Linked DNA regions of Mus musculus: all the other regions are linked to region 1. Evidence: chromatin loops called from intact Hi-C (ENCODE). Cell type or tissue: left cerebral cortex. All regions are shown on one strand. Region 1 holds the start of Zfand5 (zinc finger, AN1-type domain 5). Region 2 holds the start of Gda (guanine deaminase). Region 3 has its middle 32 kb from the start of Gm38486. Region 4 has its middle 2.1 kb from the start of Gm32979. Region 5 holds the start of 1110059E24Rik (RIKEN cDNA 1110059E24 gene).

Region 1 (4,000 bases):
TCTGAAATGAATGAAGTTTTCTTTTAAAGTATGGAATAGCTGTTTCAGGTGCATACCATGGTTCAAAATGGCAATGGTTCAAAATGGCAAGATCACTCCCTAACCTCGAGGTCAGACCCGAACTCTAAACTCTAATGTGCTACTAAGCCTGACCTTGTGCAAGTCCTTAGTCTCCAGATTTCAGACACCTCTGCCAAACAGTCAAATAGTTTTTTTTTTCTAAGAGCTTCTTTCCATACTTAATACCGGTTCCAGCCACAAAACAATTTAGAACAACTAAAAGAAATCCCTTATTTTGGGGCGAGACACTTCAAAAACAAACTTGAAATGTAAAAGTGAAATATTTTCAGCAGTTGAATAATGAAATCTCACCTAAAAAAATCAAAATAAGATAAAATTAATTACTATCTTACTATTCCCTTGATTACTAAATACCGATTTTAAGAAAGGAGGCTCTGACCTATATATTATTTTCTTCTAATTATCTCAGGTAATATTCTTAGGCAGCTCCAATCGACAGTTAGCTTATAATACCTTCCCTCAGAATACAACTACACGGAGTGCACGGAAAGCAAGCAAAATGTCAACTTCACAAATGTTCACGTAGGAAAGAAACAAAGGGAGAGGCGCTCGACTTGCTTCCATGCAAAGGATTTTGAGGGAGAAGCTTAACCGCATTGGAAAAAACTAAAAACCCTCCGGGAGAAGAGCCGTCAGTCCCGGTTCCAGCGATTTCGACCGAGTTCGGGACCCAGAGGCCCCCCACCCCCCTCGCAGCGCAGGCCGCGCTCCGGGAAGCCCGGTAGGGCCTGCTCCAAAAACCACTGAGTCATGCACTCGACGGTCCCTCGCCGGAACAACTCGGCTGTGCAGGGAGCCAGGCGCGGCAGTAGCCGCCTCTGCCATTGTCTATCCTGTCGGTCGGTCGGCCGGCCGGCACCCGGCGCCGCGGCACGCCGGGCATTGTCCCGTCCAGCCCGCTGGCCCGGCCGGGCCCGTCTTTGTGCTCGCCGATCGGGCGTGCTCCCGCCCCCGCGCCGTCCCGGCTCGCGCCACTTACCCTGCGGGGGCCCGGATGCACTAGCGAGCTGGCGCGCGACGCCGGGCGGTGGGCCGGGCTGAGGCCTCCGGGAAGGGCTGGCTAGCGGCCGCCGCGGGCCGGAGCGGAGCGGAGCGCAGGCGGAGCTGCGCTGGCGCCGCGGAGGCCTCCTTTGTTCGTGCAGAAGCGCCGAGGCGGCCGAGCCCCGCCGCAGCTCGGGTGGGAGGGCGGCGGGGGAGGAGAAGAACCGCAGGCCGCGGGGCTAGCGCCGCTCCAGGCGCCCGGCCGCCGGCACCTCACGCCTCCACAGCGACGTCCCGGCCGAGTGAGGAGGCGCGCGGAGAGGCCTGAGCGCCGACGGGGCCCGAGGACTGCGCTCTTCGGGCTTCCGCGTTCGCCAGAGACTCTGCGCGACTCCGGGCAGCGAGCGGACGCCTGACCAGATGCACACCGCTCAGCGATCCCGACGACTGACGCTCTGGCTCTGACCGGCGCTCGGGATCTGAGGGAAAGGGCGGCGGGGGCGGGGCCTGTGCGTCAGCGAAAACCCGGTCGGCACGCCCGCGGCGCGATGACGTCGCGGGACGAGGCCCCGCCCCTGACCTGCAGGCACTAGCCGGGGGCGGGGCCGCACTTGGGGGCGGGGCGAGTCCGGAGGCTGCGGTCACCGTCGCCCAGTCACCCTCCGGCCCGCGGGGCCCTGGGTGGAGCTGCTGCGGCGGGTCCACGGAGGCAGCGCTTCTATTTTTAACCCTATTGTCCGCCCTCAGCCACCCACACCAGCCCAGTTTCTCACGCTTCGTCCCCAGCTCCGCCGGGGTCCCCTCCCCGCGGGACGGGAAGGCACGGCCCGGAGGAGGCTGGCAGGGTTCCGGGTGTCGCCGCAGCTCCGCCTGCCACCGCCCAAGGTCGCGGTGCGCTGCCAGCTCTGAGCTAGGACCGCCCACCAGCCCCAGCCCCGCGCCGCCGTTCTGAACTGTTAAGCCAGCCTATAGAAACCCCTGGAAATTTACTATTCCAGTGAAGCACGGAGAACCCTGACAAGCCTGATGAGATGGAGCAAGAGGGACAAACAAGCCGGACCCCAGGCAAGGGCAAGGTGCTGGGTACCTGCCCAGAGCACGAACAGAAGAAGCTTTCTGCTGGTCTCTCCGTGGGTTCTGGTCACAAAATGTCTCTGCCGAAATCCATAAGGGCTACTACCTTAGCTACAAATATGCACTTAGGGTCCTTCACTTCGGGTATTTAAGAACCGTAGGCCTTGAAGGGCTACCTTAACGGCATTTATGCACTTAGGGTCCTTCATTTCGGGTATTTAAAAACCCTAGGCCTATCTCTAAGGTACCCTAGGGTTGGCCTTGACTGGGACACACGAACCTCATTTCTAGATTTTGTATTTGTGATATTGTGGAAGTAGTGTGGGGGAGGGGTGCTGCCCTGATGCTCCAAATCTAACTGCTCCCTGCACAGCAAGTGGACTAACCGGTACATAATACATTTTAAAAACCTATTTCGGGGTTATATTGCTATGGTCAAGTAATGTATTTCAGACTTAGTTTGGGTCATTTGTCCTAGGATCTTTGGGATTTATTTCTGTAAACTAGTAAATAATAAAACTAACTGCTACCATTTACCAGCCATTTCAGTGTCATCTATTTTTCATTTAGGGTCTCCTTATTTATCACAGCAGTTTACTGAGAAAAATGCCCTCCCTGTCCATTTGTCAGGGTAAGGCAGTCATGATGAAGGATGCTCTTGCCTGAAGCGCTAGAGACTAATGGAAACCGTAATTATGAGGATAAAAATAACTTCAGAGATTTTTTTTAAATAGAGCATACCTTATTGTCTGTCTCTTTTTATTCTTCCATTTTAAAAAGAAGAGCTTTATAATTTATCTTGTCCAATTTAAACAACAAAGTCATTTTAAAATCAAGCTGTTGATGCTAACAAAACTTATCAATAGTGTAAGTTAAAATTGACAAGTAATACAAATCCGAGTAATTTAAAATCAGTATATTGTCTACATGTATTAATGCATTTATGGTGACCACATGGTAATATTGACACATAAACAAACAGATAAAATTGTATGCAGTGTGACAAGAGTTTTAAGAAAGAAAGAGAAGCCTCAGCTCCAGCCGTCTCTACTAGGAGCTGTTCTGATAAGCTTATTAAAGAGAGAGTTTGGTTTGTTTTGAGATGGTCTCTTTGTGTGGCCCAGACTGACCTGGAACTTGCCTTTTAGACCAAGCTGGCCTTGAACTCACAGAGACCTGCCTACGTCTAGTTAGTAAAGGCACAAGCAGAGTCTGTTAAGGAATGGAACATCACAGACAGAGATTGAGAGATCAAGAGATTAAAGAGGACCAATAACCCCATGTCAATATTTTGGGAGGAAACGAGAAAACAAAACAAACAAACAAAAAACCCACATGCTCTAAGTCTAATGGTGACACATACACGCACCTTTAATCCCAGCACTAAGGAGGCAGAGGCAAATGGATCTCTGAGTTCAAGGCCAGCCTGGTCTACAGGGCAAGTTCCAGGACAGCCAAAGCTGCCTAGAAACCCTGTCTCAAAAAAGAAGGCAGCAGGTCGGGCAGTGGTAGCAGAGTTAGTTCCAGGACAGCCAGGGCTACACAGAAACCTTGTCTTGAAAAACCAAACTAGGAAGAAAAAAAAAAAAAATGGCTGTAGTGGTTGGTATACAGTTTTAATCTAAGCACTCAGGAGGCAGAGACAGGTAAATCTCCAGGGGTACAGCAGCCAGATGGGGAGTTCCAAACCATCCAGTTTCAGTTTACAGCTTCCTGTGTTTTCATTAAAAATGTAACTATTTTAGAAGGGTGTGGTAGCACACACACACACACACACACACACACCTTTAATTCCAGCTTCCAGTTTCAGGTCTGCCAGGGTGACATAGTGAGTTCCTGTTTTAAAAAGAATTCAAATCAGGAT
Region 2 (4,000 bases), 200 kb before region 1:
AACAAAAATTTTTATTTATTTATTTATTTATTTATTTATTTGAAACAAGGTCTTACTATGTAGTGCTGGTCCTCCTGGAACTCACTCTCATCAGCAATTCTTAATCTATCATATCAGGAAGCTGAGGACAAAATGAGTATAAGAAATCAACCATCACCAGTCCAGCTGCAGTGAGAGTCACGTCAGCCAGTGCTGCCATAGTTCTTGTTCCCTGACCTTACAAGGTCCCTAGCTTAACTAATAAAAGTGTGCCTTTCTGAACTTCATATTGTCTTCTAAGGTTTTTTTGTTTTGTTTTTCCTTTTCTTTCCTTTTTCATCAGAGCCAGTAGTAAAAACACCTCAACCTAGCTTCACTAGCAACTTTATTTTTCCAAATATTTTCTAAGGGTGGTAGTCATTGCTGACAATCTACGTCTTTAAATTCTCACAATGTACTACCTGTAAACATACATAAAAATGTAAATGCAACTTAAGTCCATTTGGTATTGTTCATAAGGATATGTTTATAGATGTGACCATTCGGTACTAGATATCTAATTACAGGGCTCATCCCTGACAAAGACTGACTCGCCTTCTCAGCCCTCATTAATTGCCTGTAGCACTTCATCTGGAGAGGTCTTGTGGGATTTCCCGATACCAAGCTTGATTGTCAGCTAATGTTAGTGCTCAGGTGTAGCCTCGTGTAGGCTACTATGTTATTGAGATCACATGGTGCAGTTTTCCTGCATATAGAAGACACAATCTGGAGGGAATTTAGTAGGAAGAGTGGGGGTAGTGAGTAAATATGATCAAAATACATTGTAAAAAATGATCAAAGGAATAAAATATTAACATTAAAAAGAAATGGTAATAAACATATGGGAGAAAATGACACTCTTAAGGATGGATATGACCAGTGAAGGAAAAGGATGGATTCCTGGGACGGGAACTTCTGGATAGGGGGAAGTTAGCTCTTGGGCAGGGGCAGTTACTGCATGGAGTTACAACTTAAGGCAAAGCAATGAAGAGAGGCTGCCCCATTTAGATTCAGAGCAAGCCCATTGCTGTGGGGAGCAGCAGAGGAAACCTGGGATCCACACTTTGAAGGTAACCAGAAAGTCCTGCCTGCAGGACCTAACTCGAGGAGCTGGAGGCTGTTGTGGGGGGAGGGAACCTGGACAGGTTTTGTAGTGACTTGGCCCAGGTTCTGATTTCATGAAAGGAATGGAAGACCTCAGACTGTTTGGTAGCTTGCAGGTGGTCTTTAGATTTCTACCCTTGTACTTCAGCTGCTGGGAACTTCATTTTCTCCTCTTTTACAACTGAATAAATAAAATTAGTTTCCTCAGACACAAGACAAGTTAGTCGTGGTATTGTATGTGGATGGGCAAAAGGACTAAAATATTGACCTCGGTGGAAGAGAGGGACTTTGAGATCTAGATTAACCCTTGGTGCTGGAGATCCCTGTAAAGTTCCACATAAGTCAAGCTTCCAGAACCCCAGCAAACAATGAACACATAGTATGCATCCTTCAATCTCAGGAAAGGAAACTGGCCACAAGGTGTACAGCTCAAAGTGACCTTTCACCTGTCACCACGTTTATGCAAGTTCAGAATTCTGGTGCTCAAGTTGAGGGGATGAACGGTCCTAGGAGTATAGAAGGCTCAGAGAAGACAGTGTAGGTGCACAACGAAAGCAAGTCAGAGTGGCTTGATTTCGATAACTCAAGGAGTTAACACATCCAAAACCAACGCAGGGGTGGGGAGGAAAGCCACACCCCAAGGGAGCTGGAGCCAACTCAGAGGAGAAAAATCCTATTGGCATCCAGGAGGCAGGGAGCCAGCCCCTGGGCGCGGCCTGCAGGGGGCAGGCGATCGCCTGGGGAAGCGGGGGCAGAACGAGCCCCAAGAGCCAGCAGCTCCCGCTCCGCAGCCGCAGGAACCGCTCTGCGCCCGCCCGGTGCGCCCTCCTTGGCCAGTGAACTCGCGCTGCCCTGCTGCAGCCATGTGTGCGGCTCGGACGCCGCCGCTGGCGCTCGTCTTCCGAGGGACTTTCGTCCACTCCACCTGGACCTGCCCCATGGAGGTGCTTCGCGATCACCTCCTCGGCGTGAGCGACAGCGGCAAAGTGAGTGGGCACCGGGTCCCGCGCACCGCGGACAGGTGGAGGGACCCTGGCGAGGCACTGCGCGTTCAGGGTTCGCTCCTGTAGAGCGAGCACGGTGGCTCCAGAGTTGAACTTTAGCGTTTGGCTTCTAGAGAAGGCAGACTGACTGATCACTAGGTTTGTAACCTGGCTAGGGCGGAATGACATCCCAGAAGCCTGGAACAGTACTCGCACCGCACTGTAGGCATCCCTAGAAAAGGTGGTTGAATTTCTTGAGACAGAGCTGACCAGGGTGGCGTGGGGATCAGTTGATTAGTGTTGTCTGCTGAATTTATCAGGTAGAATAAGCAAAAACATCTGGTCTCATTCGCAGGCTCTTTCATCAAACAATGCATTAACACTACATGTTACACAAGTTTAATCTTGGAAGGGACAGAACTGGAAAATCTGTCTCTGTCTCTGTCTTCTCTGTCTCTCTGTCTCTCTCTCTCTCTCTCTCTCTCTCTCTCTCTCTCTCACACACACACACACACACACACACACAACACAGCCATTTGAATCAAAACAAACGGTTTCATTTTAAGGTTCAAAATGCCTTCTATGATTATAGCTTTTATACCCTCCCCCTACAATTAGATTTCCACAAGTGTCCTTTGATACCTGGCACTTCTTTGTCCACCCAGATGGTGACAGTGTACATTAGTAACATCCTGGCCAGTTTGATAAGTGAAGTCATTTCATTTTGGGGGCAGAATGGGATTTTTAATTGTTTCTCAAAGTATACCAGTCTGTGGTCTGCCAAGTTGAAGATGCTGTCATTGACCATGCTGAATTATGACTTAGATTTGGGAGTAACCAAACCTGATATTCTTAAAGATTTTTAAAAATGTGTGTGTGTGTGTACATACTCAAAGTAGCATGTGTGGTCAGAGAGCAACGTGTTCTCTTTGTTGGTTCTCTCCTTAATCCCCATGGATTCCAGGAACTGAATCCAGGTCCTCAGGCTTGGTGACAAGCACCTTGGTGACAAGTACTTTTTACATGCTGAGCCACCACACAGGCTCCCAATCTTGTTTTCTTGTGGGACTTGATTTTTTTTTTTTTTTGCTGTTGTTGTTGTTGGTACATTGGGAAGCAGGATGTTGCGTTTCCAAGGTGATAACATTCTCAGAGCTCACCTAACGGAGAGACTTCAGTAAACCTGGAGACCTGCATACATATCCACTCCACGCTTTGGGCTGTGATCCTCAGCTTCAGTGAACTAACTCCTCCCTGTGTAAGTCCCAGGAAACCGAATACAGAGCCTGAGAGGCTGGTGAGAGAGAGGAGATGCTAGTTTGGCCATAGAAGCTTTTCAGCTCATAGCTTTCTTTTTGGAATTAATCTCCTATTCCCTCAATTCTAATAAGTAATGGATGCAACAGTATATTTGGGGGGCATGATGGAAATAAGTAAGAAAAGGAAGTAAGTTATCATAAAATTAATCTTTCCTTGAGTTTATACTGAAGAATAAGTGTGTCCTGAACATGCAATTAGTGGTTGAGTCAGAGAGCCTACTCCTCTGGGAGCGTGCTGAGACTCTCGGTTTGCAGAGTGTGCCCTTCCCACATGAGACAAAATTAACCAGAAATTAGCCACAGAGGTTGGCTAGTCAAGATATACAGCTGAAACTCTCCTTTGTCATTGGATTGTTAGCTGTTGCTCTCCTTCTGAGTGTAAGACAGTAAGTTACCCCTTCCCTGGGCTTAGGGAGAGCATGATGGATGTATTTCAGTATTTGATTTCCCACATGTTAAATAGGGCATGCTTGACATTTAGGGTTGCTAAGATAAACTGGTTATTTTCGTATTTATCTAAACACTTTAAGGTCCTTGAAAACTAGTATATTCTGGAAGTGAGTCAGTGCATACTTG
Region 3 (4,000 bases), 290 kb before region 1:
CTGAAATTGAACAACTGTGTGTCTGTGAGTTTCATCTACGAATCCAATATTCTCTGGGCGGGGGCAGTCAGTTCCTGGAGCTTAGGTGGGGCAGCAAAAGCAACACGCAACGCATGATGTTTGTAGAGAATACAAACTGGACTCAATGGACAGTGACTGTGTGCTCGCATAGCTAACCTTGCAAAGCTTCATTGGTCTCCCAGCTTTGCTGATCTTCACTTTGTAGAGAGAGGCACAGCAGAGAACTTCTGGCATGCTGGCTGGTTCTGGTCACTCCTGGTGACTTGTGCCAACTCAGTGACTCAGTGGAAGCCTGGTTGTTTCTGCTGGATTGTGCTGCTGAGTCACACTTGGAATTCAGACACTACTGAACTGGACTGCTACTACACAGAGATAGGAATTGCCCCCAAAGAACTACTTCTAAACAGATGCACATCCACTTTTTTATTTACCATCTTTTCTCTGCTACCTTTTGATGGTAGGCAAGAAGGTGTGTATACGTGTAGGGGGTGGTGGTGGTCAAAGCATTTGAAAATCCCTATTAAAAGTAGGTTTTAAAATATCAAAGTTTACAACCAGGTTTACAGACAAGAACCTGGAAGCTTTTGGAGGTTTGAAACTTCCACAATCAGCAAGTGTCAAGGACACTAACAGCTACACTTCAAACACCGTAATATTTTGTGCAGACAACACGCACAGGTGATCTGTGCAGAGTGTTTCCAGTACAGCCCTGGAGTACATTATTAGCTTTCTTACATGGCAGCTGAAAATGTATACTTTGCCCAATATCACTTAGTGAGCAAGAATCCAACTGAGCAAGTCAGGAGGAACAAGCCAGTAAGCAGCACCCCTTCCATGGCTTCTGCATGGCTCCTGATTTCAGCTTCCTGCCCTGCTTTGAGTTCCTGCCCTGGTTCCCTTCAGTGATGGACTGTGATGAGAAACTATAAAATGAACCATTTTCTCCCCAAGTTGCCCTTTGGTTATGGTGTCTTATCATAGCAATAGAAACTCTAAGACAGACATGACAGTGACCTCTCTGTGATACAATCTATCAGCAGCTTACAAACATTTAAATGGCTTCTCCATAAATAAAAGCCTTAGAACCCAACTCTCCACTCAGATCATTATGTATCTTTAAACCTACTACACAAATTAGAGTTTCTCTCACCACAGATGCATGGTGTGACATCTGGTCATTTATTCTATACTGTCAGATGAAGCTACTAATATCTCAGCCTTTGTGGCCTATGAGACACTAGAATGGGTGATTTCCTTTCCTTTCCTTTCCTTTCCTTTCCTTTCCTTTCCTTTCCTTTCCTTTCCTTTCCTCTCCTTTCCTTTCCTTTCCTTTCCGTCTTGGTTTTCTTTTTGTTTTGAGACATGTAGCACAGGATCTTTTCAGACTCATCGTGTAACTCAGGCTGTCTTTCCTGGAACTCACAATCCTTCTGCCTCAGCCTTCTGTGTTCTGGGGCTACTCACATACATTACCATTCCAAAATTAGGATGGATGGATGTATTTCATAAAATATTTTTCAGAATAACAATGCAGACTGCATGTCATAATGATGTCAAAAAGAGGTGCTGGAGAGATGGCTCAGCGGTTAAGAGCACCGACTGCTCTTCCAGAGATCCTGAGTTCAAATCCCAGCAACCACATGGTGGCTCACAACCAACTGCAATGAGATCTGATGCCCTCTTCTGGTGTGTCTGAAGACAGCTACAGTGTACTCATATACATAAAATAAATAAATAAATCTTTAAAAAAATTGATGCCAAGAAGAGCCCTTAGGTTCCTTCACACAGATGGCCAGTTGTGTGTTTAGGACAGAATACAGCTGTGAACTGCAATAGTGAATGCAGAACTCAGAGCTATGAACTTCAGTGCTACATAGCCTACTATGCCAAGTACATTCACTGGGGACCCCCAAGGCTCCTCTCCCCGCTTAAATTTACATTTTGTCTATTTTCTCAGACTTAAAATCATTTCCACAGGTGCTCTTACAGTCTTTGATTCATGTATTTGTCACAAAGACAGCATGGCATACACTAATAAACTACCCCGGGCTCAAAGAAGAGTACCCTAGTTTGATGGGGCATGAAGTTACCACGATTGACCACCAGGTGGCAGAGCCAGCCAGCTCAGGAAGCAAGGAGTCAAAGCATGCGCACAATGCCTGGTTACAAATGAAGTTTGAAATCACAGGCCCGAGAGCAGAGGCGATTTGTAGACAGTTGTTCTCAGCAGGGAGGACCAATTCCTTGAGCAGACGCACGACTAGAAAATGGTACCAAAGTTGCTAGTTCCAGTTCAGCCTGAGCATTCTGTTATAGATAGTCCTTTTGTATCACAGGAGTATCCTCCGACCCAAACTCCCTCCATCCTCAGGAGTTCTGCTGGGCCCCTTAACCGTTACCTTCTTTCATAAAAGGATGAGGAGGAGAAGGACACGGGTCCCTCACCTGAATCCAGCCACTCCCGACCAGTCCTGTGCAGTTCTTCCCTAATGGGTTGTGGTCCTGGCAGAGGGCTTTGAGGATGTTAGTTGGGAATGGTGAGGGGATGAGACTGTCTACCTAGCTATGGGGAAACCATCATTCCTACTGGGTGCAGACTGTCCAGTGTAGCTGCTTTAAGGTCATTTATGTGTTGCCCAGAACCCCTCACCCTTTGCTAAGTAAGGAAGCCTAATAATATGGGTTATCCTTGGCAAACTTGGGATGTAGTTGTGCCCCAGTTTGTTTTTGGGTCCTTAGGAGGACGGGTAGAGATCCTTCACATCTCTCTCAGGGAAGGAATTTTAGCATCAGCCTTTTCTTTTTTCTTTTTTTTTTTAAGTTTATTTTTTAATTATATGTGTAGTGTCTTTGTCTCTCTGCCTTTCTCTGTCTCTCTGTGTCTGTCTATTTCTCTCTCTCTCTCTCTCTCTCTCTCTCTCTCTCTTTCTCTCTCTTTCTCTTTCTGTGTGTGTGTGTGTGCGCGCGTGCGCGTGTATAGTGTAGTATAGTATAGTATAGTATTTGTACATGAGTCCAGATGTCTGTGGCTTCCAGGAGTGGGCATATGGTCTCTGGAGCTGGATTTAGAGATGTCTGTGAATCTTGCTATATGAGAATTGCTAGGAATTGAACTCAGGTCTTCTACAGTGCAGGAGGAACTCAGCTGCTGAGCCAGATTTTCAATCCCCTGTATGCAACACTTTAGTGGCAGAGCGGTTAACACTAGGTGTGGAGATGTGAAGATGATGAAAGATGCTCAAGCAGGAAGCAGTGTAGCATGCAGACCTGATCTGCAGTCAGGAAAAGGGCCGGCTAGCATCCTGTTCCCCTTTATGGCTTTGCTTCTAGTTATCAACCTTCCACTTTCTTTTGTATCTTGGCTCATGTCTTTCCTTCTTTCCACGAGGCCTGAGTGCTGTTTCCAGGAGACTTCCAGCATAGACTAAGGAGTGAGCAAACTTCCTCTAGAGGTTCAGCTTCTCCTACCCTCAGGATCTCTCTAGGAATGGCATTTGTGTGGCCTGCCCCCAGAAGTTCTCACTCTTTTTTTTAAAATTAATTATTTTTGTTTTTTATTTATTTTTTATTAGATATTTTCTTTATTTACATTTCAAATATTATCCCTTTTCCTGGTTTCCCCTCTGAAAACTTCCTCTCCCTCCCCATCCCCCTGCTCACCAACCCACTCACTACCACTTCCTGGCCCTGGTATTCCCCTACATGAGGACAAAGGGCCTCTCCTCCCATTGATGACTGACAAGGCCATCTGAAGTTCCCATTCCTGTCAATTGTCCCTATAGAGCCTTTATTCTCGTGAGTTACCATCAGAGAACTCAGCCCTGGTTCTCTCAGTGATTAAAAGCAGGAAGTTTAGAAGCCTTACAGCCAACTTTTGGGAGGTAAAACGCCTGTCTCTTATTTGCTGAAAGGACTGTTTTAGGTACAGGCATGCCACACTCTCTAGAGGCTTCCAATTGATCAACTGTTGAGACCTGCC
Region 4 (4,000 bases), 140 kb after region 1:
ATTTATTTGTTTCTAAGCCCTGATCTATTGTAATTCCTCCTTGTTCAAATGCATAACCTATTTATACATCTACAGTTTCTACAAACATTAGGCTTCTCATATTTTGAAACATTATTATAATTTTTCCCCAAGATATCTTCTTCAGCAAGTGATCCAGTTCTGCTATGACAATAATCACCAAAGAACAAACTGGGCAAAAATCCCCCCTGAGGCTCAGACAATCTGCTGTCTTCTGGTACTACTGGCTTAAGGCTCAGAAGATTTTGGGCAAATGCACAATACTGAATAGGCATTAAACACTCAGAAAACAGTGGGAATTGAACCAGCAGCAATCTTCCCAGCACTGAAGTGATTGCTGTTTAAACACCTCTTGTCACTGACAGTCAACTGAAGAAAGGAGGGACCTCCACATCTGCGGGGTAACTATGGAAGCTTGAGGGCAGCTCAGCAGAAGCTAAGAAGGATGCCCTGTCTATCTCCACAAGGTTCTAGAGAAAATCCAGGGGCACGGGAGTTGGGAAGAAAGGAATTCTGGTTACAAACCTAGAAAGATATCATTGGAGGAAATGAGGATGTTTGCTCCCTGTATTCTACTGTTATAATCCTCCGGCTTTTGTTTGTTTGTTTTGTTTTGTTTAAACAATGTTTGCTTTCTATATACAACTATTTATAAGACTCCCCTGGGCTATATGGTTTCAGGAAGCTTCATTTTTCTGACGGACTTCTGCTTAAGTCACCATTAACCATAGTGTGACTTAATATGAAGATGCAGAATTTCATAGGGCCAATAAAGTGACGGAATCTTAAGGGCAAGTCTTGATGTAAAGCGCCTTTTATTTTAAGTTTTCCTTATACAAAATTTAAATTGCATAATGTGGTGAGAGGGTGTACAGGGAAAACGGAGACCACCTTGGGTTTTATTAAAATGGCAAGGCCACAGGTGCATAGCATAATCTCTCTACCCACACTCAATTTTATTGCCAAGCGGGACCAGTTGATGTGTCTAAGGATTTCACATGACTGACAGCTTACAGAAACATAAGCACTGAGGCATGAGGCACCACACAGGGTGGCCACTCGTGCTTCCAATGTTCGAAGAAATCCCTGAAATTCAAAGGGGCAGAAGGACTGGCACCACCAGGGAGATCCAAACACCCCCTCCTAAAACTGTTCTCGGGACTCTTCAATGAAATTTCTGACCTCAGCATCTACACTGAGTCCTCTCACGCTGCCACTTGTCGACAGGCTGCACCCACAGTTTGTCTTTTAAAATAACAACTTTCAGCAGTCGCCTGCTATTCAAAGCTTTTTTTGAGAAGAGAAAATAGCAAGTGTTCCTGTGTGTGTGTGTGTGTGTGTGGCACACATATGGGGCTCAGTGGGAGCACTTGGCCAGGTGCAGCTTTGTTCATGGCTCCTACCCCTCCTTCCATTCTGGGAGATCATTTCTCCCCTCCCCCCAACCCTGGATGAGTGAGCATCTGAGGCTGTCCATGACTCGTTTTTGTTTTTGTGTTTTCAGTCAAATAAAAGGTACTAAGTCACAGGCAGTCTCAATGCCTTCTTGACAGTCTCCAGGGCTTTGCCAGGATAAAATGCCAAATAGTATTTACCACGGACTTTCCTTTAGCTAATCTTGTCCTGCTTCAGTCTGAAGCCTACAGAGAGAAAGGAGGCCAGTGGGTCTCTTCCTCCTACTCCCTCTCTCCTCACCTTTCCTAGGAGTAAATGCAGAGGAGGGGAGAGGATGGGAAGGGACAGGATTACTGTCACTTGGCTAGGTGCTGTTGGCTCCCTGAGCTGGCAGATGGTTACCCATGTCTGCCCTGAGAAATTCTAGCTCTAGGGACAAGTGACAAAAATGGGCTCATTTCTACGGCTCTTTTCTTGCTCTTTAATCCCACAAAGGAAGTTTATTTTGTCTCTATTAAGTAAACTCCGTATGTTACAGAGCAGTTCCCTTCGCAGTCCTTGGTTATTTTAAGGAAGCATCCAGCCTTGCTCTGCTAAGGTTGCCTCAGGTACCCATATGCTCCTTCTTGACGTGACAAAGGCCACTGAGAGCTTTATCCAACAGAAATAGCCTATATTTCTTGCTCAGGAAAACCTGGAAATGGTAATCCAATCCCAGACACCCTCAGGAGAGCTGTCCAGTCCATCTTAGATGCATCTAAATAGGAATCAGACAAAAAAAAAAACTCGTATGTCATTCCTAACTAAAGGAAACATATTTTTTCATCATACTCCCCTCTCCAATGTACAGGAGAGAATAAGGTGGGAAGATTGACAGGTGATGGGTGGAGCCTGAAGGTAAGCCAGCACCTCTTTCTCTGAACCTCTGGCCCCTAAGATTTATTTTTGAATTATTCATCTATTCAAGAGGCCCAATTAGCATGCGAAGAGCTTCTTGGGGGCATTTCTTTATAAAAACTTCATAGTACTTTTTTTTTTCTGTGTGTGACTTTTCTTTTTTGCTGCAAATTTTTTAAAACTACATTTTTTACTTACACGTGCATGTGTACATATTGATGAGAGTGCACATGTGCCATTAGCATATGTGTGAAGGTCAGAAGACTGCTATGGGAGTTTCAACTCCGGAGCCCCAGGGATCAAACTCAGGTTGTCAGGTTTGGCAACCGGCACCTTTACCCCGAGTCATCTTGCTAGACCAACAATTTTCTTTTTTCAGTCCTTTTCTTCATGTTTGGAGTAGCATGTGTCTCATGCTTACTGTTTGGAATGCAGTCTGGTTTGGAAGAGTATTAAGAGACAAGGATTTCCCCATGTTGTCTTGTTACTGCTCTCCCACAGCAGGCAGTGTGCTTTCCTATTGTTTTAATTTACTATATCTGGAACAAGAGTGTCCTCCAAAGCCTTAAGTGTTAAAGGCCGGGTCCGTAGCTTGGCACTATTGAAAGATGGTGTGTGTCTATAAGAGATGGACCCGTGTGGGGGAAGAAGGGGTGGTACTAGGTCATTGAGGGAATGCTGTTGAAGGAATTATGGGACACCAGACTCTGTAGTTCAGCCAACGAAACAGGAGGTTAGAAGGTTCCTCTGCCACACTTTCCCATATGTGGTGTGTTGTCTTGCCTGGGGCCTGAACCAACCAGCCATGAACCAAAACTTCTAAAACTGGGAGCCAAAGCAAACCCTTCTTCTCAGATTTTCTCTCTTACCTCGCTAAAGTAAAGTCTGTTCAGCATAGTTAGTTATGTAGCAAGAAACACCGCTCCTCCCCACCCCCAGATAGTATTCTCACTTCTCAGTTTTCTTCCTCTCCTCTCCTCTCCTCTCCTCTCCTCTCCTCTCCTCTCCTCTCCTCCCCTCCCCTCCCCTCCCCTCCCCTCCCCTCCCCTCCCCTCCCCTCCCCTCCCTTCCCCTCCCCTCCCCTCTCCTCTCCTTTTCTTTCTTTCAAGACAGGGTTTCTCTGTGTAGCCCCAGCTGTCCTGGAACTCACTCCGTAGACCAGGCTGGCTGCGAACTCATCAATCTGCCTGCCTCTGCCTCCCAAGTGCTGGGATTACAGGCATGTGCCACCACCGCCCATCTCACTTTAACACTTTCTATGAACAGATCTCTGTACTGAATAATAAGCATACAGTTCACAGTGGTTAAAGCTAGGGTTTCCCCAGGGTTTAAAAGCTTTGTCAGATCACTTCAGCGTCTATCTCATCTCATTGTTGATGTTTGCTGATAGCTTTTCCCATGTGTGTTGTGTTTTATGTCCTTCATATGCTATGTGGTTGGGTTTTTTTTTTTTAATTTTAATTGTGTCCCATATGTCTTGAATATTTTATTGGGAGGCTCTCTGTGTCTTTTAGAACTCATGGAGGTTGGAGGTATTTATACTGTGTTAGGGACCTTTCAATTGCTGTGATACAATACCATGACCAAGGAGGGGATTTCTTTATGTGCCTATGTGAATTTATGCTTACCACATGCACGCAGGTGCCTATAGAGGCCAGAAGAGGGTGTTGGATGAGCTGCCTGCATTGCG
Region 5 (4,000 bases), 380 kb before region 1:
GGAAAGGGAGACATTATTTTGAGACTTACAAGAGAAATCACTTTAGAGTGGCAGTGAAATAAACCAACAAAGTCAGGAAACCTAAATTTCCTTGTGGACACTGCTACACACCAATACTGACACACGCAAACACGTTTATCAATTAATAAGCACCTCTAAAAACTCAGCCGGTGGGACAATTTTAAATGAGAGATTTAGATTTTGTTTTATATGTATGAATGTTTTGTCTCCATGCATATTATATGCACCAGACCTGGTGTCCATGGAGATCAGATGAATGAGGGTGTCAGGTGCCCTGGAACAGGAGTTAGCAATGGTTATGAACCACCATGTGGGTCCTACGAAGGGAACAGAGGTCCTCTGCAAGAGCAACAAGTGGCACATTTTAATAGTTCTGGATTATGAATGTGGACACGGATTCAGCCAAGAACCGCATGCCTGGGGTTGTAGATCAATTCAGTGATAGACTGTGGACTACTGAGTTTATTAAGCTACTAAAACATTATCTTGTCCCAGTACTTTACGGTAAGTCTATGCGTTGGGGTGGGCAAGAGCCTGCTTTTTCAGCTGTCGTTTTATCACAATGCAAAATGAGCGATGGTACTCAAGTAAACAAACCACTTATTAACCAGTGTATTGTACACCAAGGGACAAATTTAAAGCTTCCTAGCCTACTGAAAATCTAATCCTATCCTTGCCAATTAACCTTATTAATACTAGAGTAGGAGAAGAGAGAGAGGTCAAAATACGGTGAAGGCGCTACTAATTTCCTCCAAGATCTGAAACAGTAACGAAGGCATAGCAGATATTGTATCCATTTTCAACTTCCAACACCTTCGCCTTCTCCGTTTTCCATTGGTAAGACACCGGCACCGATAACAATGGTGATATTCAAAATACTGCATTGGCTACGAGTAGATTTATTACCCAACTGAATCCATGCGCCAAGTATATGGACACACATTCTCTAAAATAAGTGTTGATTGAAAATCCCCGTTAATGTAAACAAATATGTCAATCACAAACCGCACCTAATTAATTCTACTCAAGACTTAGTAGTTTTAGGTACTGCCCCAAGATGTCCAAAATTCTCTTTATACGCTGAAGGTTTGAAAAATGTAAATCCTAGGGATCAAGCAGTATATACTGCACAAGGAATGGAATACCTTTCATAAACTATCAGAAAAAAATTAAAGGTCACCCTTTCCGCGGGGCCCCGTTATTCTAATCCTTACCAAATCTGCTTCACATTGCCTTAAATCAGAGCAGCACTGATGAAACTAAATATCCTGCTTTTGACAGAAAAATCACCAAGATTAAGGCTCTGAACGTTTTCTTCTTTCTCTCTCTCTCTTTCTTTCTTTCTTTCTTTCTTTCTTTCTTTCTTTCTTTCTTTCTTTCTTTCTTTCTTTCTTTCAACAGAAGCGGAGGGAGGTTAAACTCTCCGAACGTCCTCCACACACTATAATTTGACACAACTTTCCTGGTTTAATATTAAATACAATTTCAAACAGAACTCTCCAACTTTCAATTCAAATCCAACCTCTCCCTCCTTGAGTTCTCAATCAGAGATGATACAAGTTCAAGCCATGGAAAGCAGCTCCCGCGACAAGCGGAGCGGGATACCCAGCTCAAGCTCCGGGCGGACTCCATCTAAAATCGAGGCTGGCGGGACCCGGACACCGAGCCGAGAGCGAGGGCCCGAAGTGGCCCAGATCCAGGGAGGGGAGCGGCGGCCCGACCCCATCTTGCGGTCCTCCCTGCGGGCGAGGAGGCCCGGGACGCACGGCTCTCCGCTCGGTAGCTCCGCTCCGAAGCCACCCGGCCTGGTCCCCAGCTCAGAGCGGCGACCCCCCGACGGCCCAGCAGCCCAGCCCCACGCACCTGCAGCTGGGCGGCCGCGGCCGCCAACGCGCTGTCCTCCGCGGGGCGCCGCCCGCCGACTCTGCGCCCGCGGCCCGGCCCGGCGAGGACGCGAAAGAGAGCTGCGGTGCCCGGGCGCGCTTCGTGGGGCCCCTCCACGCGCGTTCGCGTTCTGCTGACTAACGGCTCCGCCGCGAGGGGCGGCCGCCGCCGGGGCTCTCCGGCCCGAGGTCCCGCGCGGCCGTGGTCGCCGTCCGCAGCGCAGGGCCGGTGCTGCCTTCTCCGCAGCCCGCCTTCCTTGGCACCTCCGAAGGCCGCCAGGCGGCGGAGCGCGCGGCCGCGGCGGGCGGGAGCTGGGAGGGCGGCGGGGGGCGGGGGGGCGAGCGGCCCGGTTCGAGCTGCTCAGTGACTGGAGGAGGGCGCCGAAGCTGACCCGGGCTCCGGGCTGCAGGCGATCAGGGCACCGGCCTCGCCCACCTTCCACCAATCACAAACTGCGCAGCGGAGTCGCTACGCTACGGAGCCGGGAGACAGGTTGGGAGCGTTCGGCAGGAGGCGGGGATTGCGGAAAAGAAGAGCCAATAGGAACGGGGAATCTCCGTCCCTCCGCCGTGATGGACAGCCGCGTTCGAGCCAATGGGGGAGTTCTAGATTCGAAGAAAGCCGGACTTGCACCTTGGGTCCGAGGAAGGCTTTCCGTGAAGCCGGTAGTCGAGGATGTGCGGCAAGGCAGAGCCGAGCGTGACCTCCCTAATGAGTCACGTGGGCCGACCTGGGGCTGGGACGGAAAGAGTAGAAGAACTTCTTCCGGGTCACTGTCCTTAGTCTCAATCTGGGGCGGGAACGTCTTTACTCTTTCCTGTAACTTAAAGGCTGCACCGATTTACAGTGCTTGAGATTTTGGTGATGAGTTCCCAGAAAGGCAACGTGACTCGGTCCCGGCCTCAGAAGCACCAGAATACGTTCACCTTCAAAAATGACAAGTTTGATAAGAGTGTTCAGACCAAGGTAGGCCCTTGCCTGTTGTTCTGACTGCCATCCCAGGGGAAAAAAAAGTGACAGAGAGAGGAAAGGGGACAGAGAGAGGAAAGGAGAGGAGTTGGCGAGCGTGGACTGCAGCCCAGTTAGTCTTGGCTGCAGTGCAATCGTGTCTCAAATATTCTTCCCACGCCCTTTCTTTGGCTTGGCTCTGTTCCGTGAATCTATCTGATGGTCAGCACATCTCAGTAGTGGCGCCGAGACTGGATAGGGCAGCTTAAATTCATCCAACCTAAGGTACCGATGGGGCGATTGACGCCTTGGATGCTCCCACCTGGATCACGCCCCCGCAATAAGAAAATGAAATGAAGGCACTCGTCCGAGTGTCTCTTTGCAGCGACTGTTTTTCCGAGAACTCCCAAACCCATAAGTTTGTAGGGAGTACGATCTTAGCGTCACTGTCCTTATCAACAAGATGTTATTTCAGTTTTGTGTTGGAGCAAACGTTTTGGCTTGTGTAAAAATGGTTGCTTGCTGTCTATACAATTAACTTAGCAGGACCTGTGTAAAGTGGAAGAAAACTCAGACTGTTTGTTACTTGAGATATGTATGACTAGTGATTCTGTGAATAGCGATCCCCTTCCCCATAACTGAATGGGGAGCGGATAAAGGCCTTTAGTCGTCCTGGAGGCCAGCTTACATCAGATAAAGTTAATATTTACAGAAACAAGAGCTCAAATTTCCTAAGTTTGTTCCTTGAAGTAATTTAGTAATTTCTGTGACCTTTAGCCTCAGATAAGAAATCTGATAGGATTATTCGGAAGCTAACAGAAGAGTAACTAGTCTGGGACATAACAGGTGGTCAGCAGGTGATTACGTTTAAAACATTAAAAAGGCAATCCATAGTAACTTGTACTCTGTCTTTCTCTTTCATTGTTTCTCAGATATTTAATAAATACCTTTCACGTGCAGGGTTCTAGACCCCTGGTAGACAGTGTTCAAAACTATTGATTCTGCCTTTACGGAGCTTGTAATTGTCTGAGTAATATGGACAGTCAGTCAGCAGATGGATCTGTAATTACAAATTTCAATAGAAGTTGCTAAAGGGAAAGGCAGTTCAGTGAAGAATAAAAAAAAATAGTTTAAGCAGGGCCCTCAG

The links. Hi-C counts contacts between places; a loop is a spot of excess contacts. Peaks named below come from ENCODE experiments on the same cell type or tissue, not always from the same donor. Only the 100,000 strongest peaks of a DNase experiment are listed, where the experiment ranks them.
Region 2: a loop joins it to region 1, with 2.0 times the contacts of the local background. A loop is called at or near these places in 4 of 42 quality-filtered maps.
Region 3: it touches region 1 in a loop (2.2-fold over the local background); 7 of 42 quality-filtered maps call a loop at or near these places.
Region 4: a loop joins it to region 1, with 2.1 times the contacts of the local background. A loop is called at or near these places in 9 of 42 quality-filtered maps.
Region 5: a loop joins it to region 1, with 10 times the contacts of the local background. A loop is called at or near these places in 10 of 42 quality-filtered maps.

What each region holds. Positions count from the first base shown.
Region 1 is chr19:21,269,803-21,273,802 of GRCm38, reverse strand. It overlaps Zfand5 (zinc finger, AN1-type domain 5), which reads right to left and starts at 1,525. Exons shown (of 6, transcript NM_009551.5): 1 at 1,061-1,525. LOC115489044 reads right to left here and starts at 2,345. Exons shown (of 2, transcript XM_030251153.1): 1 at 2,313-2,345; 2 at 1,061-2,028. The coding sequence starts at 2,345. The coding sequence ends at 1,336. In left cerebral cortex, CTCF peaks have their summits at 1,348 and 1,951; DNase peaks (open chromatin) are centred at 856, 1,090, 1,621 and 2,417; H3K4me3 peaks cover 2,609 bases; H3K27ac peaks cover 2,611 bases.
Region 2 is chr19:21,470,476-21,474,475 of GRCm38, reverse strand. It overlaps Gda (guanine deaminase), which reads left to right and starts at 1,815. Exons shown (of 14, transcript NM_010266.2): 1 at 1,815-2,108. The coding sequence starts at 1,986. In left cerebral cortex, a CTCF peak has its summit at 1,832 (motif pointing right); DNase peaks (open chromatin) are centred at 1,821, 3,269 and 3,733; H3K4me3 peaks cover 2,511 bases; H3K27ac peaks cover 2,056 bases.
Region 3 is chr19:21,562,462-21,566,461 of GRCm38, reverse strand. No RefSeq gene overlaps it. Among named protein-coding and RNA genes, the nearest start is that of Gm38486, 32 kb to the left of the region's middle. In left cerebral cortex, a CTCF peak has its summit at 2,122 (motif pointing right); a DNase peak (open chromatin) is centred at 2,151.
Region 4 is chr19:21,133,216-21,137,215 of GRCm38, reverse strand. No RefSeq gene overlaps it. Among named protein-coding and RNA genes, the nearest start is that of Gm32979, 2.1 kb to the left of the region's middle. In left cerebral cortex, no CTCF peak of the experiment used is centred here; DNase peaks (open chromatin) are centred at 1,335 and 1,786.
Region 5 is chr19:21,651,478-21,655,477 of GRCm38, reverse strand. 1110059E24Rik (RIKEN cDNA 1110059E24 gene) reads left to right here and starts at 2,687. Exons shown (of 4, transcript NM_025423.2): 1 at 2,687-2,871. The coding sequence starts at 2,770. It overlaps Abhd17b (abhydrolase domain containing 17B), which reads right to left and starts at 2,169. Exons shown (of 4, transcript NM_146096.3): 1 at 1,885-2,169. In left cerebral cortex, a CTCF peak has its summit at 2,174; DNase peaks (open chromatin) are centred at 1,780, 2,481 and 2,954; H3K4me3 peaks cover 3,721 bases; H3K27ac peaks cover 3,127 bases.